2 separate regions of the Homo sapiens genome follow, and region 2 is linked to region 1. A link is an interaction called in ENCODE POLR2A ChIA-PET data of the cell type or tissue named here. Cell type or tissue: CD4-positive, alpha-beta T cell. All regions are shown on one strand. Links, peaks and the distances in the headings refer to the core of each region. The heading gives the core; the rest is flanking DNA.

Region 1 (16,179 bases), core at 4,571-12,570:
AATTTCACCTCGGTCCTGTGGTCCTGTGGTCCTGTGATCTCGCCCTGCCTCCACTTGCCTTGTGATATTCTATTACCTTGTTAAGTACTTGGTGTCTGTCACCCACACCTATTCGCACACTCCCTCCCCTTTTGAAAATCCCTAATAAAAACTTGCTGGTTTTTGTGGCTTGTGGGGCATCACGGCTCCTACCAATGTGTGATGTCTCCCCTGGACACCCAGCTTAAAAATTTCTCTTTTGTACTCTGCCCTTTTATTTCTCAAGCCAGTCGACGCTTAGGAAAATAGAAAAGAACCTACGTGATTATCGGGGCAGGTCCCCCGATATCCTCCTCCAAAACCACATATTCTTGATTATAAATAAATAAATAAGAGACCCCTGGAGGCCTCTTAGGTGTCTCTTTCTGGCTGACCTAGCTGGCTGTGCTTAATTAAGTGGTGTTACCAGACTCCTACTTGCTGACCAACAAAATCACTGTTCTTAAGAGTTCCCTTAGGTTTGAACTTCCCCAAACTCTGTTTTAAATAAAGTCAGTTCCTTGAGGGGTAGCTTTGGAGCTCTCTGGTCTTGTGGACTCTCTCTCCTACTGGGCAACATCTCTGAGCCACTACTCCCAGGCAATGGGTGGGGGTGGTAGCCTCAGATCTTCTTGGCTTGATTCTCCTGGTGTGGAATCCCTGTCCAATGAATGAACTGAGATGAGGGCAACGGGAGCCCCTATCTCCTCATCCTGGTGCACCAGTGATCCAGGCTTATCCTGTAAGTGGGGGCAGTTTGGAGGAAGGAAGCCTCTGATCTCTCAGCCACACATAGTAGGAATTTAGCCTCTTCAACTAGGAGTTGGAGGAGATGAAGAATCTTGTGGTCTGCCTTTCCCAGCGAGACACCACATCCCTTGATTGGGAGCTGAGGTGAGCCCTGTCTTCTTCATCACACCTGTCGAGAATGGAGCCTTCATCAAGCTGAGCTGGGAAGGAGGGTGCTGAGGGTTGGAGTGGACTGTAGCTCAAGTGCCATGGACTCTTTTGTTCTTATTGAGTTTTAGTAGCTCTTCCTGAATAAATGTTTCTTCATTTGCTGCACGTCCTTAGGACAATTTCCAGAGATTAAAAAGCTTCTTAATAGTTTTCACCAATTATGCTTATTTCACTGAGGAGTGGGTCTGCATAACTCCTCACCATGCCACCCTGGAAGTGAAACTCCTCCCTAAGCAAAACTTTCAGAGTCAGTGTTTTGGCTAAAGAGGCTAAAAATGTCACCAACAGTTTTCTTCGTAGACTGACGGAAGTGTAGGCCCAGAGTGGCCTATACCAGAGGAAACTGAAATACCAGAATTTCCTTGGTATACTACAGAAGAAGCGATCCAAAGGCTTGGGGAGATTAGAATGATAGAGTGGATTTATCTTATGAGAACTGCTCACCCACCTTGAGAGGGTCGGAGGATCCTTCTTTCACTACAGTTGTGAGAAATAAGTTGTGAGATGAGCTTCAGTGTCCTTGATGCTGTCTGTGATGGCTCTCTTTTTCCACCTTTCCTTCTCCTCCTCCTCCTCCTCTTCCTCCTCCTTCTCTTTCTCCCTCTTCTTCTCCTCCTTCTTCTTCCTTCTCCTACTCCTCCCTCCTCCTTCTTTCTCCTTCTTCCTCCTCCTCCTCTTCCTCCTTCTTACTTCTTCTTCCTTATTCCTCCTCCTCCTTTTTCTTTCTTCTTCTCCCTCCTCCTCCTTTTTCTTTCTTCTTCTCCCTCCTCCTCCTCCTCATCCTCTTCCTTCTTCTTTCTTCTTTTTCTTGAGACGGAGTCTCACTCTGTCGCCCAGGCTGGAGTGCAGTGGTTCGATCTTGGCTCACTGCAACCTCCGCCTCCTGGGTTCAAGCAATTCTCCTGCCTCAGCTCTCAAGTAGCTGGGATTACAGGGACACACCACCATGCCCAGCTGTTTTTTTTTTTTTTTTTTGAGACGAAGCCTTGCTCGTGTCGCCCAGGCTGGAGTGCAACGGTGGGATCTCAGCTCACTGCAACCTTCACCTCCCAGGTTCAAGTGATTCTCCTGCCTCAGCCTCCTGAGTAGCTGGGATTACAGGCACCTGCCACCATGCCTGGCTTTTTATATTTTTAGTAGAGATGAGGTTTCACTGTGTTGGCCAGGCTGGTCTTGAACTGCTGACCTCAGGCAATCCGCCCATCTCGGCCTCCCCAAGTGCTGGGATTACAGGCGTGAGCCATCACGCCCAGCCCTAATTTTTTATTTTAAAAACTTTTTGTAGAGGTGGGGTCTCACTGTGTTGTCCAGGGCTGGTCTTGAACTCCCAGACTCAAGTGATCCTTCCACTTCAGCTTCCCAAAGTGTTGGGATTACAGGTGTGAGCCACTGCATGTGGCCATGGCTCTTTAGGTCAAAAATATAGAGGGAACAGCTACCATCAAACTAAAACACTAGGCCGGGTGCGGTGTCTCACGCCTGTGATCCCAGCACTTTGGGAGGCCGAGGCAGGTGGCTTACCTGAGTTCAGGAGTTCAAGGCCAGCCTGGCCAACAGGCTAAAATCCTGTCTCTACTAAAAATATAAAAATTAGCCGGGCGTGGTGGCAGGCACCTGTAATCCCAGCTACTTGTGAGGCTAAGGCAGGAGAACCACTAAGGCGGAGGCTGCAGTGAGCTGCGATCATGCCACTGCACTACAGCCTGGGCAATAAGAGCAAATCTCTGTCTCAAAAAACAACACAAAACACAAAAAACAAAAAAACAAAAACAAAAACAAAAAAACAAAAACAAAAACAAAACAACCAAAAAACACTAAACACAATGAAGATAGTGAGGTGACAGGCACTATGTGGTGGCACTTAATCACTGAACAGAAGTTGGGTATGGTTACCATATAGACAGTAGAACAAACACAATCATCAGAATGGCCAGGCTCACTAGGACCTTTGGTGTTGACCTTTGGTGTTTCTGGAAATAAAAGAGATGGAGAACCTACTGAAGTCTTACTGGATTTGTATAGGCAGAAAAGATCTAGGCCTAGTGAACAGAAGTCTGACTTGAATCACCAAAAGAGGGAGTCATGTCTCCTCAATCAATTCCCAGACTTGAGTGAATTCACAGATCCAGAGTCCCTCGAGTGAAGGGCAGGCTGGGTCCCCTCTCAGGAAAGGCATTGGTACACTACCAAAAACGTACAGCTAATCTTCCTTTCAGCCTTCCCCAAAGGTACTTGTAGCCATTTACCAGGGTGACTATGCATCAAGGACAGAGAAATATCCAGATGTTTTAAGGATTACTCAACACTGCCTCTGAGCTGACACCAATTCCTGGAGACCCGAAATGTCACAGTGACCTGTCAGAGCAGAGGCATAAAGAGATCAGGTGATTGGTGGAGTTTTAGGTCAGGTCTGTCTCACGGTGGGCGCAATAGGTCCCAGAACCCATCCCGTGGTTATTCCTGTAGCTATGGGAGGCCAAGGCAGGAGGATTGCTTGAGGCCAGGAGTGTGAGGCTGCATTGAGTTATGATAGTGCCAGTACACTCAGCCTGGGCGATACAGCAAGATCCTGTTTCCAAGAAAAAAGAAAAGAAAAAAAAAGAAAATGGGCTCACATGTAGAATATACAAAGAATTCTCAAAACACAGCAGTGAAAGAAACCAAACAATCCAACTAGAAAATGAGCAAAAGACATTTTACTCAAGAGGGTATACAGATGGCAATTCTAGAAGCACATGAAAAGAAATTCAACATCATTAGCTATTAGGGAAATGTAAATTAAAACCATGATGATATGTCACCATACCTATGAGAGCAGCTAAAAAAAATGGGGATAACACTGAATGTTAGTGAGGATACAGAGAAACTAGATCTTTCACATATTGCTGGCAGGAATATAAAATGGAATGGCCACTTTGGAAAGTAGTTTGGCAGTTTCTTTCTTTTTTTCTTCCTTTCTTTCTTTCTTTCTTTTTTTTTTTTTTTTTTTTTTTTGAGATGGAGTTTCACTCTTGTTGCCCAGGCTGGAGTGCAATGGCTCAATCTCGGCTCACTGAAACCTCTACCTCCTGGGTTCAGGTGATTCTCCTGCCTCAGCCTCCTGAGTAGCTGGGATTACAAGTGTGCGCCACTACACCTGGCTAATTTTTGTATTTTTAGTAGAGATGGGGTTTCACCATGTTAGCCAGGCTGGTTTCTAACTCCTGACCTCAGATGATCCACCCACCTTGGCCTCCCAAAGTGCTGGGATTACAGGCGTGAGCCACCATGCCCGGCTGGCAGTTTCTTTAAAAACTAAACATATACTTACCACACAATCTAATAATCTCACAGCTTGACATTTATCCCCCCAAATTAAAACTTATAGCCACACAAAATCATGTACATGATGGATATATTTCAAAATAATTGAAAGCAGAGATTTGAAGAGATTATCTGCACACTCATGTTCACAGCAGCATTATTCACAATAGCCAAAAGGTGAAAGCAACCCAAGTGTCCATTGACAGATGAATGGATAATAAAATATGATCTATTCATACAATGGAATATTATTCATAATATTAAAAGTAAGGACATTCTGGCACACGCTATACCTGGATGAACCTTGAGAACAACATGCTAAGTGAAATAAGCCAGTCACAAAAGGACAATACTATATAACTGCACTTACATGAAGGGAGAGGGGAATGGGGAGTTATTGTTTAATGGCTGCAGTTTCAGTTTTGAAAGATAAAAGACTTCTGTGGATAGATGGTGGTGATGGTAGCACAACAACGTGAATGTACTTAATGCCACTGAATTGTACACTTAAAAATGATTAAGATGGTCCAGGTGTGGTGGCTCACGCCTATAATCCCAGCACTTTGGGAGGCCAAGGTGGGTGAATCACAAGGTCAAGAGATCGAGACCATCCTGGCTAACATGGTGAAACCTGTCTCTACTAAAAATACAAAAATTAGCTGGGCATGGTGGTGGGCGCCTGTAGTCCCAGCTACTCAGGAGGCTGAGGCAGGAGAATCGCTTGAACCCAGGAGGCGGAGGTTGCAGTGAGCTGAGATCATGCCACTATACTCCAGCCTGGGCGACAGAGCGAGACGCGACGCGAGACTCCGTCTCAAAAAAAAAAAAAAAAAAGGATGGCAATTTTTATGTTATGTGTATTTTACCACAATTTTAAAATTTCTGGCTGGGCACAGTGGCTCATGCCTGTAATCCCAGCACTTTGGGAGTCTGAGGTGGGCGGATCGCTTGAGGTCAGGAGTTTGAGACCAGCCTGGGCAACATGGTGAAATGCTGTCTCTACAAAAATACAAAAATTAGCTGGGCATGGTGGCACAGGCCTCTACCTAGCTACTCAGGAGGGTGAGGCAGGAGAATCGCTTGAACCTGGGAGGGGGAGTTTGCAGTGAGCCGAGATCGCGCTATTGCACTCCAGCCTGGGCGACAGAGTGAGACTCTGTCTCAAAAAAATAAAAATAAAATAAAATTTCTAAATATCAAAAAATCACATACATGAATGTTGATGGCAGCTTTGTTTGAAATAGTTAATAACTGAAGACAGCCTGGGTGCAGTGGCTCACGCCTGTAATCCCAGCATTTTGGGAGGCTGAGGTGGGTGGATTGCTTAAAGGCCAGGAGTTTGAGACCAGCCTGGCCAACATGGTGGAACCCCGTCTCTACTAAAAATACAAAAAATTAGCTGAGTGTAATGGGACACGCCTGTAATCCCAGCTAATCAGGAGACTGAGGCACGAGAATCGCCTGAACCCAGGAGACGGAGGTTGCAGTGAGCTGAGACTATGCCACTGCACTCCAGCCTGGGTGACAGAGCGAGACTCTGTCTTAAGGAAAAAAAGAAAAGGAAAAGGAAAATAAAAATAAAAATAATAATATGAGACAAACTAAATGTCCTACAATGGGTGAATGGTTAAACAAATGTTAGTGCCATGGAATACTACTCAGCAATGTAAAGGAAGAAACTATTGGTACATGGAACTACTTGGATAGACGTCAAGGGTATTATGCTGAGTGAAAAAAAGCCAGTCATGAGATCATGTATTATCTGATTCCATTTATATAATGTTCTTAAAATGATAAAATTATAGAGATGAGAAACAGATTAGTGGTTGCCAAAGGTTAAAGATGGTGGAGGAGAGGATAAAAGAGGGGGTGGGTTTGACTCGAAGGGAGATGCACAGGTGATCTTGGAGATAGAACAGTTCTGTATCTCGATTGTGGTGCTGGATACAGAAATCTACATGTGACACAACTGCATAGAACTACACACACATACACAAATGAGTGTATGTAAAACTCATAAAATCTATGGATTGTACCGATGTCAGCTTCCTGGTTTTGATGTTGTACTATAGTTATGTAAGATGTACCATTTGGGGAAACTGAGTAAAGGATACATGGGACCTCTCTGTACTATTTTTGCAACTTCCTATCTGTATCTTTGAATCTGTAATTATTTCAAATTTAAAAGTTAGAAACAAACGACTAAGTAATCAAAACTTGCTTTGGGCCTTAACAGAGTCTGGAGGCTTGACCATTGACCAGCAACTTACCATGCAGTTTAAGCTGCTCATCATGAACTGGCTGTTGTATGATCACCAAGCCATAAAGTTGTGTGTGCACAGCAACACTCCATCATCGAATGGAAGTGGTACATATGAAACTGAACTGGAGCAGGACCTGAACATGCAAGCTACATGATCTTCTCTCTCTCAACCCCTACCCACAGCTTCATGAGGAATTACCTGTGACCAGTTGCCTGAAGAAGAAAACTCTTGGGCTTGGTTTACTCATGGTTCTGCATGATCTGTTGGTATCACCTGAAAGTGGACAGCTGCAGTACTGCAATCCCACTCTGGGATGCTTCTGAAGGACGGCGGTGAAGGGAAATCCTCCCAGTGGGAAGAAGATAAGAGTAATGTGCCTGGTTGTTCATTTTGCCTGGTTAGAAGTATAGATCTATACTTTTTCATGAGCAGTGGCTAATGACTTGGCTGGATGGTCAGTACTTGAGAGGAACATAATTAGGAAGTTGGTGACAAAGAGGTCTAGGAAACAGGTATGTGGATGGACTTCAGCCCAGAATGTGAAGATAATTATTTCCCACATGAGTGCTTATCAAAGGGCGACCTCCACAGAGGATTTTAATGAGGTGGATAGAATAACCCATTTAGTGGATGTCAGTCAGCCTCTTTACTTAGCCAAATGGACTCATGAATAAAGGGCTAGGGATGGAGGTTACACATGGGGTCAACGTGGACTTTCACTCGCCAGGGACAATCTGGCTACAGCTCCTGATATGGCAACACTCCTGGGGGCTCAGCCAGCTATCTGGTTGTAGGTTGGACCATGGAAGGGGCAGCAATTGTTCTCACTAGAATAGACACTTTGGATATGGATTTGCTGTTCCTGCCCACAATGCATCTGCCAAAACAACTATCCTTGGGTTTAATTATTTCACACACTGTTGCCTCTGACTTAGGAACTCACTCCACAGCAAATGAAGTGTGGCAGTAGGTCCTTGCTCATGGAATTAGCTGGTCTTACCATGTTCCCAATTATGCTGAAGCAGTTGGCTTTACACATAGGTGTAATCAATCTCTTTTCTCTTAATTTCGCCAACTCAATATATAAAAGGCCTGTTGAAAATGGTGTACATCAAAATAACCTGGAGTGAAATAAGTTGTCTATTTCAGCAAAGAAAATGGGAAAATAATAGATGAAACAACTGTGTTCCTCTTGATAATCGTTAAGTCTAGCTTGTCAGTATTTTTACTCTTCGGTATGTTTGAAAATTTTTATGCTAGACTCGAAAACCAGACTACCCTCTTACAAGACATTGTATCTGAGCAGGCTACCCTCTTACAAGACATTGTGCCCTTCTGTGTTGCAGGTGTGTGGGTCACTTGAGTAGGCGTAGATGGTATGGAGGCAATAAAAAAACCATGGCCCAGGGCTGAGATATGCATGTGTGACCAAACGTTAGAATCAGTATGAATCCACAAGTGTATGTGAAATGCAGGTCATTTAAGTGCTTAATCTAATGAAACTCAGAGCTTTACTGGAGTTGGGGATGAACACTTTCTCTACATTCCTCGCTTATTCATCCCTTGGATCCTCATTGCACTTGGCCCCCTTCCGTGCTTCTATGAACCTCGCAGGGGTCCGCAGTGCCAGCTCGGGTAAGTCCGAGGGTCCCCCGCCAGCGGACCCCTTCAGAGCTCCTGCACGAGCAGCCAAATCCACCCGGCCGGTCCTGCCCTCTCTCCGGCGCTGCAGGAGCCAGCTAGCCCCGCCCACGCCCGGCCGCCAGTCCAAGCCCCGCCCTCGGGTCCTAACGGGAGGCGCCCGCGGGGCTGTCCGCGGTCGCGCCGGGCTCCGCCTGCAGTGTGGCCCGTCCGGACAGTCCCTCACCCCGGCCTGCGCTGCTGCGTGGACTCGGGCCTCAGGAATTCCGCTGCGGCCCAAGGCTTGCCGTTTGACGAGGAGCAGTCGCGGTAGGCGGTGGGCAAGGCTGCCCTGGGCGGAGGCCGAGGCGCGGCTCGGACTCCAGCATGGCGACCGCGGTGCGCGCTGTGGGCTGCCTCCCCGTGCTGTGTAGCGGGACGGCAGGTGAGAGCTGGGACGCCGGGAGCAGGGGCTCTGAGCGGGCCGGGAGTGGGGGGCTCGCCTGGGGCCTGCAGAAGTCGGGGCGGAGGGAAGCGAGAAGCCGCGGCCCCCGGCTCTTCACGCCGTGCCCCCACCTTCCGCCGGAGCCGCTGTGTGACCTTGCGCGCGTCCTCTCCCTCTCTGGGTCGCGGAGCTCTTGTCTGTAAAATGAGGGGGAACTGGACGTCGTTCTTCAGGGTTCTTCCCAGTTCACGAAACCGCTTGAGCGTGCTTGGCGAAGAGGAGCGGAAACTGGCAAGCATCGCCTTTGGGGCGCGTGCGACCCCCGGGTTCATTTGATGTTGACGTGGGTTTGTCGTCCAGCATAACGTTTATCTCTAGGAGACGCTCCGTGATTGACTTTGCATTTTCTGTTTGCTCAATTTTACTGGAAGTCCACAATCCACCGTTTGTAGTTTCGAAATCTGAAGAGCCCTAGAGCCCGAATATGTGTATTTTAAAACTCATTTAGCTGCAATCTTTGACCTGAAGTCATTTGGCAGAAAATCTGACTTGAACATTGTTTTGTCCGTGTTGTCTCCGTCTCCTCCTTTGTTTTTTTGTTTTTGTTTTTGTTTTTTTGAGACAGTCTTACTCTGTCGCCCCGGCTGGAGTGCAATGGTGCGATCTCGGCTCACTGCAACCTCCGCCTCCCGGGTTCAAGCGATTCTCCTGCCTCAGCCTCCTGAGTAGCTGGGATTACAGGCGTCTGCCACCATGCCTGGCTAATTTTTGTATTTTTAGTAGAGACGGGGTTTCACCATGTTGGTCGTACTGGTCTCGAACTCCTGACCTCGTGATCCACCCGCCTCAGCCTCGAAGTGCTGGGAGTACAGGTGTGAGCCACCACGCCCGGCCGTCTCCTGCTTTTTCAAGGTCCTGTTCAAATGGCTCCTAGCTGTTGTAGCTTTCCTTCATTTTCCTCACCTTATCTTCGAAATGCCTTCATGAGGTATATACTGCTGTTCCCATTTTACAGATGAGGGAGTTAAGGCACACAGCTTCAGAAACTTGCTTAAGGTTAGGCTAGGTGGACAATAAGGTTTTTGCACCCATATCACCTGGCTCCGAAGCCTGTTTTTTGTTTTTGGTAACGGCTTCCTTGTTGAGACATAATTCACATACCATACAATTAATCCGTTTAAAGTGTACATTTCAGTGGTTTTTAGTATATCACCAGAGCAATGCAGCCAACATTATAATCACTGTAAAAAGAAAACCTGTACCTTTTAGCTGTCACTTCCCAGCTTCCCATTGGCCTCCAGCACAACCACTGATGTACTTTCCTTCTCTCTCTCTGTAGCTTGCCTGTTCTGGACATTACATATAAGTAGAATCATGTAATATGTAGTCTTTTGTGATTGGCTTCTTTCATTTAGCATAATGTTGTAAAGGTTCATCCTTGTAGCATGTACCAGCACTTCATCCTTTATGGCTGAATGATATTGTATGAATACCACATTTTGTTTTTCTGCTCATCAGTTGAACATTTGGGTTGTTTCCACCTTTTGGCTCTTAGGCCTATTTTGCTAGAAACATTTGTGTGCAATGTTTTTGTAAGTATATTTTTATTTCTGTTGGGTATATACTTAGGATTGTAATTGCTAGGTCATATGGAAACTGTGTTTACTGTTTCTTCTTTAACCCCCTTCTGTCGCCCTGGCTGGAGTGCATTGGCACGATCACGGCTCACTGCAGCCTCCATCTCCTGGGCTTAATCCATCCTCCCACCTCAGCCACCTGAGTGGTTGGGATTACAGGTGCATGCCACCATGCCCGGCTAGTTTTTCTTTATTTTTTGTAGAGTGGGTCTCACTATGTTGCCGAGGCTGGTCTCTAACTCCTGGGTGCAGGCAATCCTCCCGCCTTGGCCTCCCAAAGTGCTGGGATTATAGGTGTGAGCCATACATGTGACATGTATGTTTAGGTGTCAAGGAACTGCCAAACTGTTTTCCAAAGCTGCACCATTTTACATTCCCACCAGCAGTATATGAGGCTTCCAATTTCTCTACTTCCTTGCCAGCACTTAATGTCTGTCTTTTTTACTATAGCCATCTTAGTGGATGTGGGTTTTTTTTTTTTTTTCGAGACAGGGTCTTGTCCCATTGCCCAGGTAGAAGTGCAGTGGCACAGTTGCAGCTCACTGCAGCCTCAACCTTCTGGGCTCGGGTGACCCTCCCACTTCAGCCTCCTGTGTAGTTGGAACTACAGATGTGTTCCATCATGCCTGGCTAATTAAAGAAAAAAATTTGTAGAGACAGGGTCTCGCAATGTTGACCAGGCTGGTTTTGAACTCCTGGGCTCAAGCAGTCCTCCCGCCTTAGTCTCCCAAAGTGCTGAGATTACAGGCATGAGCCTCCTTACCTGGCCAGCCCAGTGGATGTGAAGTGGTATCAGTTTGTGGTTTTGATTTGCATTTCCCTCATGAATAAGAAGCATATTATCATGTGCTAATGGCCATTTGTATATGTTTTCTTTTGTTTTTGTTTTTGTTTTTGTGAAATAGCTATTCAAATATGTTGCCCACTTTTATATTGGGTTGTCTTTATTGTTGAATTGTAGGTGTTCTTTATGTTTTTTAGGTACAAGACCCTTATATCATATATATGATTTGCAAAATTGTTGTCCCATTCTGTGTGTCTTTTCACTTTCTTGATAGTATTTTTGAAGCCACAAGTTTTAAATTTTGATGAAGTCTCATTTGTCTATTTTTTTTCTTTTTGTTGCTGTGCTTTTGGTGTCTCATCTAAGAAGCCATTGCAAAATCCAAGGTCATGATGATTTATCCCTATGTTTTCTTCTAAGTTTCATCGTTTTAGCTCTTACCTATAAGTCTTTGGTGCATTTTGAATTAATTTTTATATATGGTGTGAGGTAGGGTGCCAACTTCATTCTTTTACATGTTGATATCCAGTTGTCCCAGCACCACTTGTTGAAAACATGATTCTTTCCTCATTGAATGGTCTCAACACCCTTGTCAAAAATCACTTGCCCATAAATGCTGTGTCAGAGCCTGTTCTGGAGTACCACACTGTGTGAGAGGGTACACAGTACAGTCAGCGTGGTGCTGCAGGGATTCCAGAGGGAAGGGGGAACATTGTAGGATCAGGGAGGCTTCACTAAGAGGTGATGTTTCAGACAAACAGAGAACCTTGCAGAGACACAGAAGTATGCGAGAGCACAGTAGGTTCAAGACTGACTACAAGTCTGGCATGGCCAGAGGGAAGATGGAGGAGAGAAAGGTGGGGCAGCAGGCTGGTGTGGAAGCTTGGGGCCATGTGGCAGGCCTGTAGGCCATGCTGAGGAGTTTTGACTTTGTTCTGAAGATAGTAGGGAGTCAGAGAATAATCTATCAGAGCTGTGAAGTGACCAGACCTGTTATTTTAGAAAAGCCATGAAGCAGAGGGGGAGAGATTGAAATTGGGAAACCTGCTAGGAAACTTGTTACTCTGTGGCTGAGTGGTGATGAGGCTTGAGCAAAGAAGGGGCATTGAGGCCACAGGAAAAGGTACAGCTGGCAGGTGCATTGATTTTTGAGGAGACTGAAGGGCTTGGTAACTGGTTGGATGTGAGGGTGAAGGGAGAAGATGAGGTATGGTGTCAGCTACTTGACAAGTTGTCCTGGAGCCCAGAAATTACTTACTCCCTCGTCTTGGTTCTTTATTCTATAGATATATTTTGTGGGTGTTACTGTTTAAAATGTTCCTTTAATGTAGAAATGTATCTTAAATTTTTTTTTTTCCAATTTGCAGGTCATTTATTGGGGAGGCAGTGTTCCCTAAACACCTTACCAGCAGCTTCCATTTTGGCATGGAAGAGTGTTCTCGGCAATGGTGAGATTCATTAATGCTACTACCTTTTCTCATAAGATCTAATGTCAAAGTAGTTTCTGTAGTTTTAAAAAATATAAGTAATCACCTGCTTTTTTCTTTTCTCTCTTTTCTTTTTTCATTTTTTAGCCTGGTTAGTCTTACTGCAATAATCACATTCTTTATGATGCGATTACATAGGTTCTGAAGAGTATTTTCAGATTTCTTATGATTGCAATTGTTATAGTTCAAGGCTTTATGAAATAGTAACTAAATAACAATTACGGGGTAGTTTCTGTGTATTAGGCTTAGAGCAGGGACAATGAAGAGTTAAATTTTCAATTTATCAATTGTTATGTTAATTGAAAATTTAACTCTTCATTGTCCCTGTCTTCTCCAACATAGTAAGAAGCACAATTTTGATGAATCTCTGGTCAGTGTTTTTATTATTAAGTTTGTGTGTATATTTACAGCTGAGTTAGGTAGAATTCTATCATTACATTTTCTTTTTCCTACAACAGTTTCCTTAGTACCTGTTACAGTATTTTTCTAAATGCTGCAATAGATTGGTCAGACAAATAGCAATAGTTTTCTAAAATCTCTCAAACACATCACTGATCAGCTGGTTTGATTTAATAGAGGAGATTTAAATTAGGAGGAAGAAGTTCATCATGGTGAAAACCATAAATGCTGAAACAAAACCCTCCTTGAGGTCAGACTGTGTTTCTTTTTTTTTTTTTTTCTTTTTGAGATGGAGTCTTGCTCTGTTGCCCAGGCTGGAGAGCAATAGCTTGATCTTGGCTCACTGCAGCCTCCGCCTCCTGGGTTCAAGCGATTCTCCTGCCTCAGCCTCTCGAGTAGCTGGGACTACAGGCATGTGCCACTACACCCAGCTAATTTTTGTATTTTTAGTAGAGACGGGGTTTCACTATGTTGGCTAGGCTGGTCTTGAACTCCTGACCTCAAGTGATCCGCCCTCATCGGCCTCCCAAAGTGCTCGGATTATAGGCATTACAGGCATGTGCCACCACACCCAGCTAATTTTTGTATTTTTAGTAGAGACGGGGTTTCACCACGTTGGCCAGGCTGGCCTCAAACTCCTGACCTCAAGTGAGCCACCCGCCTTGGCCTCCCAAAGGACTCTGCATGTCTTTGACTTGAGCCACACGAGGGTGCTTTTTGGGCTTGGCCCATTTTGGATTCCAGGGCAATTGTTAACTGAGATGGGGACTTCATGGTCTGAAATTAATAATAATTCAGAGAATAAGAACAAAACCAAAACTGGTAATTGATCATTGATAATCTGTAACTGAGTAATTTAGCATAAGCTGATGCCATCTCCTGTTATAAAAATTATAACACGTTTTAAACAAAGTTGGTTGTAACAGTGTATTTTAAGTGACTGTTTCTCAAATCTAAAGTCAATTTCTTTCTGCTTTTGACAGTTGGACCTTTTAAGGTACATTATTAGATAGGAGAAGTATTTCAGGCTTTCAAAAAAAGTTAATTCTAAATTTATTAGTAATGATTTTACACTTTTTAAAGTATATCAGAGATTGCAGTGCTAAACAGTACAAGATTAAATATCTTATTTAATATTAAGTTAATAATTAAATATTTAATATTTAGTATTAAGTTACTTATGTTAATATTAAATAAGATATTTTATTGAAAATTAAAGAGCTGGCCAGGCGCGATGGCTCATAGCTGTAATCCCAGCACTTTGGGAGGCCGAGGCGGGTGGATCACGAGGTCAGGAGTTCAAGACCAGCCTGGCCACCATGGTGAAACCCTGTCTCTACTAAAAATACAAAAATTAGCTGGGTGTGGTGGCGCATGCCTGTAATCCCAGCTACTTGGGAGGCTGAGGCAGGAGAATCGCTGAACCTGGGAGGTGGAGGTTGCAGTGAGCTGACATCGCGCCACTGCAATCCAGCTTGGGTGACAAGAGCAGAACTCCGTCTCAAAAAAAAAAAAAAAGAAAATTAAGGAGCATACAAGAAAAGCTAAAGCTAAAGTGTATGCTGCATGATGGAATTTAGAATGATGAAGTCCTGAGTTTAAAAATGAAAAGCCCGTATTTCCTGTCTACTTTTTTATTGACTAATTCATTAAGTGAGCTAAGAGGGAACTCAGTGTGTCATCTGTCTTCCTCTGTGCAGTTGAGTAACTCATCTCCCAGAGGCAACCGTTGTTTCCAGGTTCTTACATACTTCTGGGTTAGTCTATAAAATGCATTCACACCCACTCCTTGTTTTTTAACATGAAGAGTAGGATAGTGTACATGCTCTCCTGCACCTTGCTCTTCTGACCTGGCCAGTTGCAGGTCTTTCCACAGCAATACGTTGCTGGCTGTTTACAGCAGAGGGCGCCAATTGCCCAGAGTAGACTGCTGACCTAGGTTAGCGAATGCAGTGCTGAAACTGCGGTATGGACAAATCTGCTTCTTTCTTTACCCAGCTGCCCCCGTTGTGCGGATGAACTATAACTTTCCCAACTAGGCTGGGCATTTAGGTTGTTATTGATCAAAAGTTTTATTTTTAAAAGAAAGACTCCTAAAAATCTGATTCTTAAAAGTTCAGGATTTTAGTGACTTATTTTTGTTAGTAATGATTATTTGATGCTAGCAGTGTTTTTCCACAGCTGTGAAACATCTAACTCAAAGTTTAACCCATCTGCCTACAGGCCATTTGTCATCACTGGGAACCAGAGACACCCATCCCTACGCCAGCTTGAGCCGTGCACTGCAGACACAATGCTGTATTTCTTCTCCCAGTCACCTGATGAGCCAGCAGTATAGACCATATAGTTTCTTCACTAAATGTATGTAGAATGGCCACAAACTTCCTGTTTCTTGAAACAGGAAAAGGATTTCTTATATCTGAATTTTTCTTCTTTTTTACATGAATTAAGATTTTAGTGATTAGTTTACAATGTACTGTTAAAATGAAAATGTTCCTTGATGTACATCCTAGAATTATCTCACATGCTACCAGTTGTATTCTGGGGAGTACTAGTTTGCTTTAGTCCCCTTGTTTGGGGCACCTGAGGCCTGAAGGGTATTGAATCATGGCCCATATCTCTTGCTGACTTAGATTCACACCAAGAATATACTCATGTTTTCATTCGTGCCTTAGTTGAGGAGACAGGACATCTAATTGGAAAAAGTTAATTGTAAGGAGATATTGTTCACTAACACTAGTCTTATTTGTGATAGCATTTAAAAGAGTCTAATCTGAACTGAGACTAGCTTGTCAGGTAACAAATGGAGATTGAGTTTAAAACTCAGCATTAGGCAAATTAAAAGAAATTAGGATTGGCCGGGCGCGGTGGCTCATGCCTGTAATCCCAGCACTTTGGGAGGCCGAGACGGGTCGATCACAAGGTCAGGAGATCAAGACCATCCTGGCAAACACAGTGAAACCCTGTCTCTACTAAAAATACAAAAACAAAATTAGCCAGGCATGGTGGCGGGCGCCTATAGTCCCAGGTAGTCCCAGCTACTTGGGAGGCTGAGGCAGGAGAATGGCGTGAACCCGGGAGGCGGAGCTTGCAGTGAGCTGAGATCGTGCCACTGCACTCCAGCCTGGGCCACAGAGCGAGACTCCATCTCCAAAAGAAAAAAAAAAAGAAATTAGGATTATAAAGGCAATTCATGATTAGTTTAGAATATTTGGTAAATACAGAAAAATAAAAAAGAGATAATCACCTGTATTCCTACTAT
Region 2 (16,179 bases), core at 8,070-16,069, 67 kb after region 1:
CAGTCATTGTCGAACCCAACGTTGTGAGCTCACACTGTAAACAAGTATTCTTTTTGTTGCCTACGTAGTGCCGCTTTTTTCACATTTGGTGCTTTTGTGTTCAATGGCCTCAAGCACAGTGCTGAAGTGCTGTCGAACGCTTGAGTGTGCTTCCATGTGCCTTGCAGAGAAAATACATGTGTTAGACCAGCTTTGTTCAGGCATGAGTTATAGCGCTGTTGGCTATTATTTCCATGTTAATGAATCAATGACATATGTTAAATAAGGGTGTCTCTAAACAGAAATTCACATAAAACAAGGTTACATATTTCTCAGCTGATAAAAATATCGTGACCATAGGCTCATAAGAACCTAATCCTATATTTATCGTATGAGCAGCAGTTCAGTATTCTCTAATTCAGTGTTTGTGTTGAATTTATAGAACATAACTACTGTGGTTAACAAGAATTGCGTCTGTCTATCTATCTATCATCGTCTAATAGAAAATATGTAAAAGATTTGAATGCACACTTCACAAAAGAAGCTATACAAATAGCCAATAATCACATGAAAAATTGTCCAACATCATTAATTGTTGGGGAAACGCATATTAAAACCTCAAAGGGCTACCATTATGTACCCATAAGAATGGCTAAAATTTTAAAAGATTGATAATAGAAGATGTGGAGAAACTGGAACTCTCATACATTTTTGATGGGAATGGAAAATGGTACAACCATTTCAGAAACCATTTTGATGGTTTCCTAAAAAACCTAAGATTCACTGACAATTTGACTTGGCCACTCCAGCTAGATACGCCCACACAAAGACTTTTATGTGAATGTTCCTAGCAGCTTTAGTCATAATAACTAAAACTGAACCAAGCCAAATGTCCATTGGCAGATGGATGAATAAATAAAGACATATTCATACAATGGGTTACTGGGGAAAAACAGCAATAAGAAGAAATGAACTGCTGAAGCACTCAACAACATGAATGAATGTCAGGCACATCATGCTGAACAAAAGAATGCAGGCACCGTGTACACTGTGTATGAGTATACCGTGTAAGATTTTATTTATACAAAATGCTAGAAATGACAAATCTAATCCATAGTGAAGAAAGTAGATTAGTGGTTGCGTGGGACTGAGGGGTGAGGGTGGTGGGGATTGACTGGGAAAGGGCACAGGAACTGTCTTATGTGACGGAAATGTTCTTTCTTTTGATTGTCGTGGTTGTTACATGCATGCATGTATGTGCCACACTTATCAAAATGTATGTGGAAAATAGTTGTCTTTTATTAAATGCAAATTGTGCCTCAATAAGGTTGTTTTAATTAACTTATTTATGATTAGTTTTGAGACAGAGTCTCGCTCTGTCGCCCAGGCTGGAGTGCAGTGATGTGATCTTGGCTCACTGCAACCTCCTGGGCTCAAGCGATTCTCCTGCCTCCGTCTCCCGAGTAGTTGGGACTACAGGCATGTGCAGCACCATGCCAGGCAAATTTTTGTATTTTTAGTAGAGATGAGGTTTCACCATGTTGGCCAGGCTGGTCTCAAACTCCTGGCCTCAGGTGACCCACGCGCCTTGGCCTCCCAAAGTGCTGGGATTATAGGCGTGAGCCACTGTGCCCAGCCCCAATAAGGTTGTTTTTCAAATATAAGCTATTAAACAAAGATTTCCAGAAATCCCAGGAATGCCTTTAATATAAAACAGAGAGCTCAAAAGAAACAAAAAGTGAGTATAAAGGAGAAGAAAACATCCATACGATTATTCATACCCTAGGAGGGGAAAAAAGAAAAGATAACAGATCCATGAAGCAAAGAAGGATGACTTTGAAAAGGAAAATCAGAGCACAGAAGAAAGCTCTTAGAAATAAGTTTTTAAAAATTAACAATAAAAATTAAAAACTCAGTAGAATAGGATGACAAATTTGAGGAACTTCCCAGAAAGTAGAGCAAAATGACAGAGATAGAAGACAGTAAAATAGCTGGGCACGGTGGCTCACGCCTGTAATCCCAGCACTTTGGGAGGCCGAGGCGGGTGGATCACGAGGTCAAGAGTTCAAGACCAGCCTGACCAACATGATGAAACCCCGTCTCTACTAAAAATACAAAAATTAGCTGGGCGTGGTGATGTGTGCCTGTAATCTCAGCTACTCAGAAGGCTGAGGCAGGAGAATCACTTGAATCAGGGAGGCAGAGGTTGCAGTGAGCCAAGATCGCGCTACTGCACTGCAGCCTGGGCGACAGACAGAGACTCCGTCTCAGAAAAAAAAAAAAAAAGAAGAAGAAGACAGTAAAATAAAGAAGCTTAGCGAGCCAGTTCAGAAAATTGGATACACAAATAATAGAAAGCCCTAAACAGGACAGAAAAATAGCAGAGGAAATCATGGAAGAAATAGTAACTCTGGAAGCTTGAATGCAATAGAACTATGCCTCTCACATTTTGAACGAAAATTATTTAACCCCAGTTTTATTCTCAGCTTAACTATTAATCAAGGGTGAAGGTAGAATAAAACATTGTCCAACAGTAGCAGTCTAAAACTCAGCCATCTCAACTCCCATTAAACAGTTTCCTAGGAGGTCACCAGAGCATGTGTCCCCGCATGAGTGAGCCTAAAGGGGCAAGAGCTAGCTGTGCACACAGCAGGAAAGGGGAGAGGGGTACAGGGGCAAGGAGGGGCATCCAGGAAGATGACGCAGGGACCGCGGGCCCCAGGCATTGAGGGCACCTAGTGAGAGTGGGAAGGCTCTGGGAGAGACCCCCCAGGAGGAGGAAGAATACCTGATGTGTCTGATGATCTTGAGGGAGACTTAAAAAATTGTCACGGCCCAGGAGTTTGGACCAGCCTGGGCAACATAGCGAGATCTTGTCTCTACAAAGAAAAAAATCAGCCAAGCTTGTGGGTGCACATCTGTAGTCCCAGCTACTCAGGAGGCTGAGGTGGGAGGACGGCTTGACCCTGGGACACTGAGGCTGCAGTGAGCTGTGATCGTGCCACTGCACTCCAGCTTGGACAACAGAGCGAGACTGTCTCAAAAAAAAAAAAAAAATTGTCACCAGATTTGAGTTGAATTAATAAGTAAATAGAAGAAAATAAGCCCCTTCTCTTGAAAAACAAAAACAAAAAAACAAAAAACCCCCAAAAAACCCCACAAAACCCCAAACCGCAGGCAATTATTAGCATCATGGGAAACAAAAGAAAGAAGTAGTTCTGGTGCACTGAATGGCTTGTCTCTGAATAGCATGACATAGCTTAATACAGCACTACAAACGATGAATTCTGACCTGCACAAGATTACCACGCAGCCACACAGGAGGGTGGAGGGAGAGGAACTGAATGCAGGAGGTGGGGATGGAGAAGGACAAGAGCTCAATTCTCATCATCCAAAGTGAGGAAGTGAGGAGTCTGTAAATCTACTTTTTTTTTTCCTTTTTGTGGAGAACTGGGCCTGGCTATGTTGCCCAGGCAAGTCTCCTGTGCTTAAACAATTCTCCTGTCTCTGCCTACCTAAGCGCTGGGATTACAGGTGTGAACCACCACGCCCAGCAAGAAAACCTAAATCTAAAAACCCAGGAAGCTTCAACACAGACTTGTTATTTACACACAGAGCAAATGCCAACACGATTAGCATGAGAGGTGGAAGCAGCTGCCTCTCTGCCTCTAGGGGAAGAGGAGAGTGCAGGAGGGCAGGAGTGCAGGGAGTATTGGGAGCTTTTATGAACTATTTGAGCCTTCAAACCACGTTCACATCTATGCTTGGTAGAAATAAAAATGTAAGGATTACTAACACAAATGAAGAGAGCACATTGGAGGCAGAGGAATGGGCAGAGCTGTGGGCTGACTCTTTCAAGGAGTCGGGCTGGGCAGGGGACAAGAGGAGCGGGATTGGTGGTTTTCTTGGGTCTGGTGTGATTTGGGTGTTGTGAGATTTTCGCATTTTCATTTTTGCTTATGTATTCATCTGGTTTTGGGTGTGTTGGTGGTGCTGTTGTCTTGAAGGATGCTGAGATTGGACTGGATGCCGTGGGGGCGACCCCGAAGGGAGCAGAACAGCCACTGAAGATGGGGGAGACAGCTGTGTTGGAAGGAGGCCCGAGTCTGGCAGTGGGGGTGGATGTGACTGGGAGGATGGAGGTGGGTTTGTAGAGAGGGAGGGATGGGCAGGAAGAAGGGGTCCAGGAAGGGTCCCTTCCTCTAATAGGGAAGCTTCTTTTTTTTTTTTAACTAAAAAATTTCTATTTTTAGAAGTAGGAGGTGAAGTTACTCCTTGTGCCAAAGGAGTGACCAATAGGGGCTTGAGGATTGAGTGAGTTCCACAGGATGCTTCAGTCGCTGACTGAGGCCCTGCTTGGGTAGGAGGCAAGGGTGCACCGATTCTGTGAAGACACAGACTGTTCTCAGCACCCCGGGTAGGAGGGCAGGAAGGGAGAGGGCTGTGTCTCCGTGGCTGGGGAGGAAGGAAGGCTCCCTGGCACCCACTGTCTGGGCAGGTGGCTGGACCACGGCTTTGCACCTCACAAGGGTCTGTGTGTGGATGTGGAGGCCCCACGGAGCCAAGGCCGCACACCAGAACCACAGCTGTCAGTGTGCTGGTGCCCAAGGAAGGGGCGCTTTCATCCATGCCTGTCCCTTGCACCTCTCTCTGTCCCCAACCACTCGCTGCAGACCTCAGATGGCCTCTGCAGCCTGTTCTCTCTCACAGTTGTCTGGGAATTAACTCGACTGGAGCTTGCTTGAGTCTGCTGGGGCTTGCTTACAGCTCCTCAAACACTGGGTGGAGGGGCTGCTCCTCTGGGTTTGTCCTCTCACCCCTGCGGGAAGCACATGCTCAGCAAGACAGGCTTCAGAGCAGGAAGGAGTGAACAGACCTGAACAGCCAGCCTCTTCCCAAACCTGGACCCTATGTCAGGACCAGGCCACTGTTGGGGCCAGGGGACCTGCCTGTCTGGACTGGGAAATGCTTGCATTCTATTCCCCTGAAACAATACAGAAAGCAAAACAGGATCAGGCAACTGTCTTCTTTACTAAAGTCTCATCTGAGTCCTGTTAGGTCAAAAGATAGCACCATTCCTGTTTGGGGTGTAAAGTAAACACTTTTTTTTCTTTTTTGTTTGGAGACAGGATCTTGCTCTGTTGCCCAGGCTGGAGTGCAGTGGCCCAATCATAGCTCACTGCAGTCTCAACCTTCTGGCCTCAGGAGATCCTCCCACCTCAGCCTCCTGAATAGCTGGAAACACAGATGCACACCACCATGCTCAGATAATTAATTTTTTTTTTGTAGAAGCAGGGTCTCCCTGTGTTGCCCAGGCTGGTCTCAAACTCCTAACCTCAAGCGAAGCTCCCACCAAAGTACTGGGATTACAGGCAAGAGCCACTGCACCCCACCAGTAAGTTTTACTGTAAAACATTAGTTTTTTCTTTCCAAATCCCCAAATACTCCCCATTCTGGTGCCCCATGCACCAGAGGTTCCCTGGCCAAAGTGCAGGCATCGTTGGGAACAATAGCCCTTTTAAGCCTCAGAGGGAAGCCGGGACAGCGGAGAGCGTGCATCCAGCGCAGTCTGCGTACAGGGCTAGGGTGGGAAGAGTGCTCAAGGGAAGACAGACTCACAGGGAGACAGGGAACACTGAGGATGCAGAAGTCTACGTGATGCCTCTGCCTGGCTTCATCTGTGTGTGGCATTAGCCAGGCACGATTCAGCCTCAGAGAACCTGCTTCCTCATCTGCATGGTGGAAATGATCGTAGCATCTCCCTAGGAGGATTGTCTTGAGGTGACAGTGGAGAACACGTGCGGAGCTCTTAGTTCCACTTATATGGAGAATGCACACCGGCCGCTGTGGGGCCTCATGTTTGATACAGGAGGTAACGACATTCAGCAGATGGAGCGAGTGGGATGGGGCACGAGACTGACCATGTGGCCAGCTTTCTCTGTCCCTCCTTAACCTCTTTCTACCCACCTTCCTGCCAAGTGAGGCCAGAAACCCTGCCCCTTCCATTCCAGCAGGGACAGTGCCAGTGTCCGAGAGTGTACTCTGTGGGGACAGCCACCAGAGAACTGGGTATCTTTAGCCTTCGCCTGTCAGCACCAGAGCCAGAAAACTGCCCACCTCAGAAAGTAGGGTGAAGGGCAGGGCAGGCCCTATCCCAGCATCTGGCCACCCAGGCTGGCTTGGCTGGGCACACCATCTCGGTGCACATTCCTGTCATTGTTTGTCCAAGATGGGGCACGGGCCTAGATTGGAGGCCCCAGCCCCGATTGTAGAAGTGAGTAGTCCATGAAAATATGCTGTCCTTCCACCTGCACTTCCCCTGCGGGCCACCGTCTCCTGGCTTGGTGGCAGGGATGAACCATGGGTGGGGCCCTCAGGGTCAATTCTCTTCCTCTTCCCTCGGCCAACAGCTGTCCTGGGGGGCTGCGTGGGGCCTCTCAGTCCTCCTAGCCTGTTGAGGGTGGCTATGGGTGAGCATCAGCTGAGACCCAGCCATGGTGTCTGGGAGGCAGTGGAGTATCGGGAGTGGGGTCTGGAGGGTGGGGGCTTGCAGGCTTAAGGACAGCAGGTGGGGTGTGGGGAGCCAGGATGCCCAGAAGCAGGAGTGGGACAGGTGTAGCGCCCTGGAGGAGGGAGTATGTGAGCTGGGCAGGGTTTAAGCCAGTGGATTACATCCTCATCACCACCATCGTGCCACCTAACACCCATGGTACAACACACCTGGACTGTGCTGGGTGATGGGTGCATGATGTGAGGGGCAGCCGTGCCCCTCATTCCAGCCACCGGTGGAGGTCTGTCCTGCATGATCCACAGGTGTCACCAGCTCTCACCCTAGAAAGTGGAGGCCACGGGGCCAGACTCCCAGTGGGCAATAGACCTGGAAGTTGCCTTCAGTGAGCCTCCCCAGCCCCTTTTTGCCCCCTTGCCCTGTCTTTATCGTGGGTTACTCCTTGCTCTCACCAGCCCCCGTCTCTCCCTCTGCCTCAGTGTGGGAAGCAGTGAGGTACCATAGGAGAGGTGGGCAGCAGGGGCTCACAGGGGAGGGAGCCTGGGAGGCGGGGCCGAGGCCACCCTGGCGCTGACTTGTCTGGTGCCCTGGGCCAGACTCCCACCCTCCTGGGACCTGGGCTCTTCATCTGTAAATTCCTGGGCTTCTCCCGGTGCTGCTGTGCCGGTGGCTGAGGCTTCTCTGGCTTGGCTGCTCATGCCCTGGGCGAGGGAGAGAAGAGGCCCGCCCAGTGACTGTGACCCTCTCAGGCCCTCTGGGAGCTCCTCCCTCAGTGTCAGGGGCTGTGGCAGGAATGGCCTCTCCCCAAAGCACTGGAGCTTGGTTTCCTAAGTGGGACTGTTTTAAACTATGTCATGGCTGATTAAACGTTCAGTTCTATGGGAAAAAGCAAAAGTACCAGCCCAAGTTCATGACAGAATGCCAACAACATGGTTAATGAATAAGCATAATGTGAATAGCCATCGTCTGCCCAGGCTGGAAAGTTCAGGATCATTCTAGACCTTCTTTTTCTTCATTCCCACAATGATAACAGCGGCCGGTACTTCCTGAGATGTCCTTGGTCCCAGGGACTTATCTGAACCGAGTCCTCAAATCCTCCCAGCTGCCTGTGAGGCAGAATTAATATTCCCATTCTGCAGACAGGAAGCTGAGGCTGAGAGGGACCACACACTTGGGCTGGCTCAGGGATCCATGCCCTCGGCCACTCCCTTTGGCTGCTCTCAGCTCACCAAGATCTGGCCACATCTCTCCTATCTCCCTGGTCCAGCCTGCCCGCTCACACCCACAGCATCTCTCGGCTGGATGGCTGCCACTGCCCAAGAGATACCCCCACAGGGCTTGCCCCTTGGGTGAAAGCCAAGCTCAGCTCTGCCTCCAGGACCAGCCCAGGCCCTCGTAACCTCCTAAGACACCCCCTCACCCCCCAGCCTTCGACACACACCTGGCCCAGATCACCCTTGCTCTGCCCAGGGAAGCCCTTTCCGACTTCTTTGTATGGCAAAGTCTCCCTCATCTCAGACATCCCTCCGCAGCAGGTTGGGCTCCTGGCTAGGTTTTCCTGACACTCCTCAAGTGCCATTTGGAGTTTTCAGTATTGGTAAAGTCAGCATTGTGAGTATGAAGGACATCTTAGCATGTGCCCCCTGCTCCCAGAGAGACAAGGACCCTGTCACAGTGAGACATGAAGCATGACGGTTAGCCTCAGGGGCCCGGGAGCCACTCTGCTGGAATCAGGATCCATGCCTACTTGCTGTGTGACCTTGGGTAAGTCACTTAACCTCTCTGTGCCTCAGAGTCCTCATCTAAATTGTATCTACCACATAAGGTCGTCACAGGATTAAGTGAAGAAGTAAAGCACTTCAAGCAGCACCTGGCACCCAGCGGCGCTGGGAAGTCATCTCACGCCGTATGTCATGGGTGCCTGCCTCCAGCTGAAGGAAGTCCTGGCAGCCGAGCACCCCGTGTGAATCCAACCTCTCTGGTACCCTCTAGAGAGCCTGGCAGTGTGATGATCTCGTTACCTGTGAAGGAAGAGAGCAGCCACAGCTAGGAACCCCCGTGTCTGCTCCAGCGCCCCAGCTCTTAGAAGCTGCTGTCGCCGGGTATGATGCAGACAGAACAAAGGCCACTGAATAACGCGGAGTAGGAAAAATCACTTCAAATCTGTTTTTTCAAATCGCGTTATTTTAAATGCCCTGGGCGGATGCCCACGTGTGCAGGGACACTCAGCCTGTCCAGAGGCGCTTTGTCTCTTTGAAAGGCCTCTTTGTAACCCCACACCGGCCCCAGTTGATACCCAGAACAACAGGCCCTTGTGTGGGCCCCGAAGGCAGGCTCGCTCCAGCCCACGGCTGGCAGCGCAAACCCTTTGCTGTCTCTTTAAGGTCAGCGTAAGGCAGCCTTCAATCCTCCATTTGGGCTGCTTTGCAAAAATAGTCCTACAACCTGCGGGAGTGGGGGTACGAGATGCTTTTTAGAATTCGGCTCTCAAATGTTGAAGAAGCCCGGCTCATATAAGCTGTGTCTTCTCCAGAAGGGAAGATCGATGGGGCTCTATCATGTGCAGAATGGGGGGCAGGAGCTTAGCTCCCTGGGACACCTCCCAGGCCACCCTGCCCTGCACAAGGAAGGCCACCAGGAGGATACTCCCAGGATCGCCCCCTGAAGCAAGGGGGCCACAGCCTGGGAAGTCACAGGCCATAGCCTCCAAAATGTCCTGGCTGGATTTGGCTTATAGTTACCTTTTGCTGATTGCTCTCTGGTGATGTGCCCCCTCCCCACACACGTGTCCATAATGAATCATAAGCCCCATGGAGCTGCTCGAGGGCCATGGAAAGCAAGAAGGAATGCAGTGACCAAATCACTGTCCAGTGAAATCTACACCAGAGCGCTCCCAGACACTGTACCAAACCCTGGCTGCACCCCCATCAGAAACTCCCTTTCACCTGGCATCTGTCCACCACAAGGTCTCATCTCACTGTCATTTCCTGAGAGGCCAGAGGACAGACATGCATGAGCACAGGTCAGCTGGAGCGGCCCTGGGGCGCTGGGCCTGCTCACTTATGCGGCCGTGTTTATTGAGCACTGGCCCCGTGTCCCTCCTGGCGCCTGACCGGGCACTGCACGTTCCTGGGTCCATGGACAGCACACAAGCCACAGGGACAATCAGGGGAGGGGGAAGCCCTTAGCAGTGACCCACGAGGCCCAGTTGGTCCAAACCCCTCTGTTCTCTTCTCTGCTGGGCCCACAACTTGGTGGGGACAAAAGTGGGGTGACTGACTATGGTCTGGCCTATTCTGCAAGCTTTGGCTCTGAGTCACAGCATACACAATGGCCTCTTCCTAATCCTTTCTCAGGCTTGTGGATAGATTTAGCTCCTTATTCTGTGAGCTTAAAAATACCCAGTTCCTCACCTTTGCAAAGTATCAGCTGGACTTTGGCTTTGGCTCTATGGGGGCTGCAAAGTGGACCCAGCAGCTACCTGAGCTGGCGTGGCTGTGGCTGCAGCTCTGAGCAGCCAGCTCTTCTCCAGGAGACGCTGAGTGCAGGGCCTGGCCGTGGCCGTGGGCTGCTATAGGCCCTGCTGGTGGACTGGGGCTATCCTAAGTGCCTGGCTTCATCACTCTCTGAAGGCTCCTGCCTACCAGCATCCTGTCAACCACTAAATCTCACTGCCACTTCCTGGGAGACGGGAGGACGGCCCGCGTGAGGACAGGTCTGGGTGCCTTGAGGTCATATCAAGCCCAGGGCTTCAGGGCCAGAGGGAGGCGGCCCTCAGTCCAACTGCACTTCTCACCACCTGCACCAGCCTCAGTTTTCTCACCTGTAGGATGACGTGGCCACTGGGAGAGTGACAGAAAGCTATATATGGAAAGTGCTTACACAGTGCCTGGCACAAGGCAAGAGCCCCCAAAATGGCAGGGAAGATGGTTACACAAGAGTGAATTTGGGTCTTCTGGGCAGTTGCGTTTGATCTAAGTGAGGGCCACAAGCAGGCAGTCTGTGAGTGCCTTGGGTGGCACCAGGCTCTGCCTTAGAGGAGGTCCCCTCCTGTGTAAGACAGAGGCAGAGAGGTGAGGGGTGCCAGCAAGAAGCAGCTTTGGGGGCTAGAAACCATCCCCTCAATGGTCCCAGCACACAGAAGGTGCTCAGCCGGTGCCCCTCTCTGCAGCCTGCTTCACCCAGCAGGCTTCTCTAATGTCCCCATTCCCAACCCTTCCTACCCAGGCATCGTGGGCTCCCAGGGGAGCAGCACCCATGGCTGGCAGGGCTGCCGCCAGCACTCATGTGTACCTGCAAGCACAAAACAGCCAGATAGGGACAGAGCTGGGAACAGAGATGCAGGAGCAAAGAAACCCGACAGGGGCTGGGGTGTGAGGGTGGGGGGTGAGGAGGAAGAGCAAGACCGGAAGGGGGCATTTTTTGAGGCTGGAAATGAAACCTTGCCCATCCAATTTACATCCAATGTGAATAGGATGCAAGTCAAATGTGAAATGAAACTGCAAATTTAAAATATGCCCAGGGCTAGAAGGAATAAGAAAGTGGCGTCAGAGAACCATCTGCAAAGCCTTTGGCTAAATTAAAAATAGAGAAAGAGTATATGAAAGATTTTTTTAAAAAGAGAATGATTAAAATGTCAAAACATTGAGAAGCCCTTGGGAAACTAAGCCTTCCATTTCTCCTCCTCCTTCTCCCCCTCCTTCTTCTTCTTCTTTTTGATGAGGGTAAAAAGTGAGCTTCATTAACATGTTGATGGCTTCCTGTGGACAGTTTTGTTGAAAAATGAGACTTCTCTCAATCAACACTGGATGGAAATTTTGTTAAACATGTAACAAACTTCCTATTACTTCTCATTAGGTAAAGCCCCAGTCAAACCTTTTGCTCATGATATACTATGAAATGTTGGCTGTTTGACGTGTACTTACTAAGAGTGGCTGGTTTCTGGTACCAGTTATCCTGGATTAACAAAGGACCTCCTGAATAGACCAATTTAGTTGTAGACTCTCCAAGTTGAAGAGCAGTAAAATGTCAACTAAACTCACCACTTGAGGCTTGAATTTTATTTTTATTTTATTTTATCATTTTATTTTAGAGACAGGGTCTTGCTCTGCTGCCCAGGCTGGAGTGCAGTAACACCATCACAGCTCACTGCAACCTCAAACTCCTGGGCTCAAGTGATGCTCCCACCTCAACCTCCTGAGTAGCTGGGACCACAGGTACATGACACCGTTACAGCCTGAAGCTTGAATCTTTGTCCCCATGGCTGCCAGCAAGAGGTTGCAGATGCTCTACCACACACCTCCATGGCAGGAAGCTCACGGGTCTTCAAGCACCTCTTCCAGCGTCCCATCTCTGGAATGGCACTAACTTCTCGGAGCCATGGGATAAGGGAGCGTTTCATAACAGAGCTGGGCTTTCCAGATTCCTAACTCAGTGCCTCCTTCCTAATCATCCCATCTCCTTTCAACCCAGACATCTCAGACTTGAAACATGGCATTCACCCCTTGTCACCGTACTTCCTTTCACTCTGTAATTTCCTCTCCTTTCTCTCCTATGGAGTGGCCCGAGGAAATTCTAAAATAATGTATTATCCACACAATGGGAACAAAGCAGACTGCCCAGGAACACGCTGATGAGCTTCACAATGAGTGAATGAAAACTTGTGCACCGTGTTTTCTTTTGGTGGAAGGAGGTTCTAGTGGGGCACAGACTGTTGTGTCTTGTAGGAAGGAGAAGCTGCCCCTGGCTGGCACTTGGCCAGTTTCCAGAGAGAGGGGAAGCCATCTGGGCAGGTAGCTGGGAGGGTGGGCTCCCCAGCACCGGGCTCTGAGAGTGCAGTGGCCTGGCACACACAGTGTCCGTCGTCTGAACTGCCACCTGATGCTGTCTCTTGAGATTCAGGTTAAGTCAAAGGATTCCTCAGAAAGAAAGCTGAATTGATGGTATTCTTGATGCTGAGGAATTCAACCCAAACCCAAAAAACACCCAACAAATGTATTGAACATTAAGACATTTTATAAAGTATTTCACAGGGTTATCGTCTTCCACCATGGACCTCTGGAAAGATCTGTTGGGTGAGTTTTAGTCCCCATGACATGCAGAACATCCATGAAGACTTAAAACATGGCACAAGATGGGGCGCTCGGGAGAGCTTGTGGACAATACCAACAGGTAGTTCTCGAGAGCTGCTCCAGGGGTCAGCAGAGGATCTTTCTTTCCTTCTCAGGTCACGGTCGCCACTTCCCACCCCCGAACAAGAAGGTCCCCTTTCACAAACAGGAGGTGACCCTAGCAGACAGCACAGCAGTTGGAGGTTAGACACAGCAAGCTCCCAACCCGGACGCGAAGGCACACGGGAGAGTAAACACAGCACCCACGAGCAACAGGGCAGGGCTTTTTTTTTTGGGCAGTGGGGGGGTGGTTGTTTTCTTTTTTCCACCATCAAGGGCATTTCTGTTTTCTAAAAAGTTATGCCGGAAAGTGGGGCGGCCAGTTAACACCATCTGGGTTTTCAGCTCAAGTTCTACTGCGGCTTTATGAAGACTTCCATCTGATTAAAGAGAACACCGCATGGACCACGTAGAGCAGAGTGGCTATGTAGGAGAACACCTGGAACCAAGAGAAATGGCCGTTAATGGGTTTGTGTAGGGAGGGCGAGGCACAGCGTCTGCACTGCATCCAGCCCCACGTGGCGTAGGGGGGGCCAGACCCAGAGAGCTTGGGCTGTCATTGCTTCTCACCCTCACATGGACGCCCTCCCTGCTGAGCCCAGGTGTGCACCAAATCCTCTCAGTACAGAGCTCCATGTGACCTAACAGTCTCCTGGATCTGGTGTGGAAGGTAAGACTCTCCACTATCACCCAGCATCACATTCGTCTCAGCTTGAGGTTTCGGCTGACTTGAGATGGAGTCCTCAAAGACCCCTCCAATGAAAGCATCTCAGGCAGGTAACTCTCCAGGGACAACTTCCTCCCCCAACACCAGTGAGACCAGCGCCCTCCAGCTGTGGTCCTGGTAGCTCGGTTGAGAGATTGTAAATACCTGGGTTTGCTGGCCCTGGTGAAAGTCTCCATGCTGCCTGGACATTCTCACCCTATCATTATTTTGTTTTAGGATTCTTAATATCACAGGTGTGGCTGAGAGAGCCAGACTTCATAGGAAGTGAGGGACAGAGAAGGGGAGAAGGGATTTTGAGCTTTTGTCTAAAGGAGGGGCCTTACTGTTGGGACCATCCAGTCAGCCACTGTGGCCCTTGGAGCGATGGCCCTGCTTTCTGGGGACTTGCTGTGTCCTCCTGGGCACTGTCTGCTCCCATCACCCTACTCCCTGAAGGCCTGCCTGCTGCCAAGTCCAATCTCTGCACCTGGTTTTGTGACCTTGGTTAGGGGTCAAGAGTTTCCAGCTCAGGCACGACGTCCATTTAGGGCGGCTACGCCTCTGTGACTCCTGAAAATGCTCATCAATCCCAGCCCTCAGGGTGCCTGCTCTCCTGCCCCTACACCTGGCCAAGCCCTTTCCCTCATTGCCTGGAGGCGGTGAGTAAGCTGAATTATTGAATAACACATTTAAGAGAACGTATCTGGGCAGGAGCAGTCAGACACCAGTGGGCAGCCCTCCATAAAAGGTGGGCATTCCAGACCAATGAAAGCCTTTGGCAGAAGCACCTTGGAAGTCCCCAGCAGGAAGAGCAGTGGAGACTCATTTTCCAAGTGGGGTCAAGAAATGGCCCACTGGGAACACGTAGAGCTGGGCACGAATGGGCAAATTTTGGCTTCAGAAAGCCCTCTCCCTAAACTGTAGCCATCACTGCCCACCATTGTATAATCTAGAAACCTCCAGATTTCTCCAGAAATTTCCATCTCGCCCCAGGCGACTTCCACCCATCCCTGGGGTCCCTTTGGCAAAGCAGCTCCGCCACCCACAAAGGAGAGAGGGAGGAGCTCAGCTTGGAACAGACCCTAATTAGTAGCCACACAGTGGATGTGAGGCAGGCTGGCTGCTTCCAAAACCAGGCTGTGTGAGAGAGGGTGTGAGGTGCCTCCCTGTACCCAAGTATCCCCTGGACTGGGCATGCTGTGGTTGGGCGGGTCTGGGATTGAATCCTGAGTAACGAACTTCTTTCTCTCTCACAGACGGATGCAGTTGATACCGTGAGTTGAAAGGTGTGACTTTACATCGAACGCCGTGCAGATTTCCCCTTGGTGGTTTTATCTGGGCACATCTGCCAGCTGAGAACACTCTGGTTCTCAATTCTAACGCTCCTGTCTGCGTGAACATATTCGTGTCTATCCAACTCAACTAAAAAAAAATGGGAACATGGTCAGTCATGGGATGGATAAATAGATGTTGGTCTATTCCTACAAGGGAATACTATACAGTAATGAGAACAAACAACCCACATCTACACCCAGCCACTTGGGTGAGTCTCACAAACACAAGGGTGAGAGAAAGAAGCCACACATGAGTACCCACTGTATAATTCCACTTATATGAAGTTCAAAGGCAGGCAAAACTGAACATGGTGCTAGAAATCAGAATTGGGTGGTGGTGGGGGTGCACAGTGATGGGGACAGGACTTGAGGGGATTTCTGGGAGTTGTTTATCAGGCCCTAATTCTTAGTCCAGATGCCAACTACACTGGGGAGTTTGCTCTATGAGAATTCATCAGACTGTGCGCTGGTAACTGGCCCTAATTCTTAGTCCAGACACCATCCACACAGGGAGTTCGCTGTATGAAATCCATCAAGCTGTGGGCTTGTAACTGCACACCTCTCTGGCTGTGTGCTGCCTTTGATAAAAGGTAAAAGAGGAAAGTCAGAAGGCAGTAGAGCCTAGTGGTTCTCAACTAGAGACCTGCCCAGCGGGAAGGGGTGTTCATTCCCCTAGCTGGGTTTTTCCATCAAGTGCTGACCCACTAACCACATCCCATCTACATTTCGCAACCTTTGTTCACAACAATTTTATGGAAATTATTGTCAGACACTTTGTTGATGTTTGTTAAAAGAGAAGGCTTGGCTGGGATGGGGGAGGTATGAGGCAGTCTTGGGAGAGGGAGATGAGATGGAATTGTGTGAAGAAGATGGAGGGTGGCTCACCAGCCTCCCCAGGAAGGAAGATCAGTCAAGATGCCCCCTGGCTGTGCTGCTGCTTGGAAACCAGCCATGTTGGGAGATGGGCCAACACGGGAGATGTTTCCACACCGCGGGACCCCTGGGGGGATGCCAGGATCCTGAGGGGGCCCTTTTTAGGGGAGCGATTGTAGGCTGGGAGCTTGAGGGCAGTGTGTGGTTTCCCCAGGGCAGGGGACTGTGCAAGGGGACCAGCAAGTGAGGCTTTGAGGGATTTTCCCCTGGGGCCCTCCTTCTGGGAGTGGGAAGAGGCACTTCACCAACCCCATTTCTAAAGCCTATCTGTGGGTCTTCTCTCAGCCTCTGCCCTACACTTTCCAAAAAGAGGGGATGACACAGCTTTGGCTACTAGAGCTGGTATCTCAGGATCTGTCACCACATTCTACCTTGGGATTTGCATAATTCATAGGTTAAGTTCTAGAGATCTGAAGAGTGCTCTTTCTGAAACTTCTTACTTTTTAACAATACCCATGGTCAGAAGCATGTTTTATATCGTAGACTGGTGCAAGGGCACACATGCACAGCTCTGAAAAACATGTGATGAAACAATATATTCTGTTACCC

The links. ChIA-PET counts read pairs that join two places held together with the same protein. Peaks named below come from ENCODE experiments on the same cell type or tissue, not always from the same donor. Only the 100,000 strongest peaks of a DNase experiment are listed, where the experiment ranks them.
Region 2: POLR2A ChIA-PET joins it to region 1 with 11 read pairs; 6 of 35 experiments call an interaction of 5 or more read pairs at or near these places.

The regions. Positions count from the first base shown.
Region 1 is chr2:95,114,165-95,130,343 of GRCh38, reverse strand. It overlaps MRPS5 (mitochondrial ribosomal protein S5), which reads left to right and starts at 8,536. Exons shown (of 12, transcript NM_031902.5): 1 at 8,536-8,610; 2 at 12,399-12,479; 3 at 15,141-15,278. The coding sequence starts at 8,553. It also overlaps a transcript of ZNF514 not described here. RefSeq lists a silencer at 8,214-8,483. In CD4-positive, alpha-beta T cell, for the core only: no CTCF peak of the experiment used is centred there; a DNase peak (open chromatin) is centred at 8,323; H3K4me3 peaks cover 1,694 bases; H3K27ac peaks cover 876 bases.
Region 2 is chr2:95,050,298-95,066,476 of GRCh38, reverse strand. MAL (mal, T cell differentiation protein (MAL blood group)) reads right to left here. Exons shown (of 4, transcript NM_002371.4): 4 at 12,485-13,096. The coding sequence ends at 13,022. It overlaps LOC124907857 (a long non-coding RNA gene), which reads left to right. Exons shown (of 2, transcript XR_007087139.1): 2 at 1-1,302. Among named protein-coding and RNA genes, the nearest start is that of MAL-AS1, 31 kb to the right of the region's middle. RefSeq lists an enhancer at 3,401-3,590. In CD4-positive, alpha-beta T cell, for the core only: no CTCF peak of the experiment used is centred there; a DNase peak (open chromatin) is centred at 12,716; H3K27ac peaks cover 252 bases.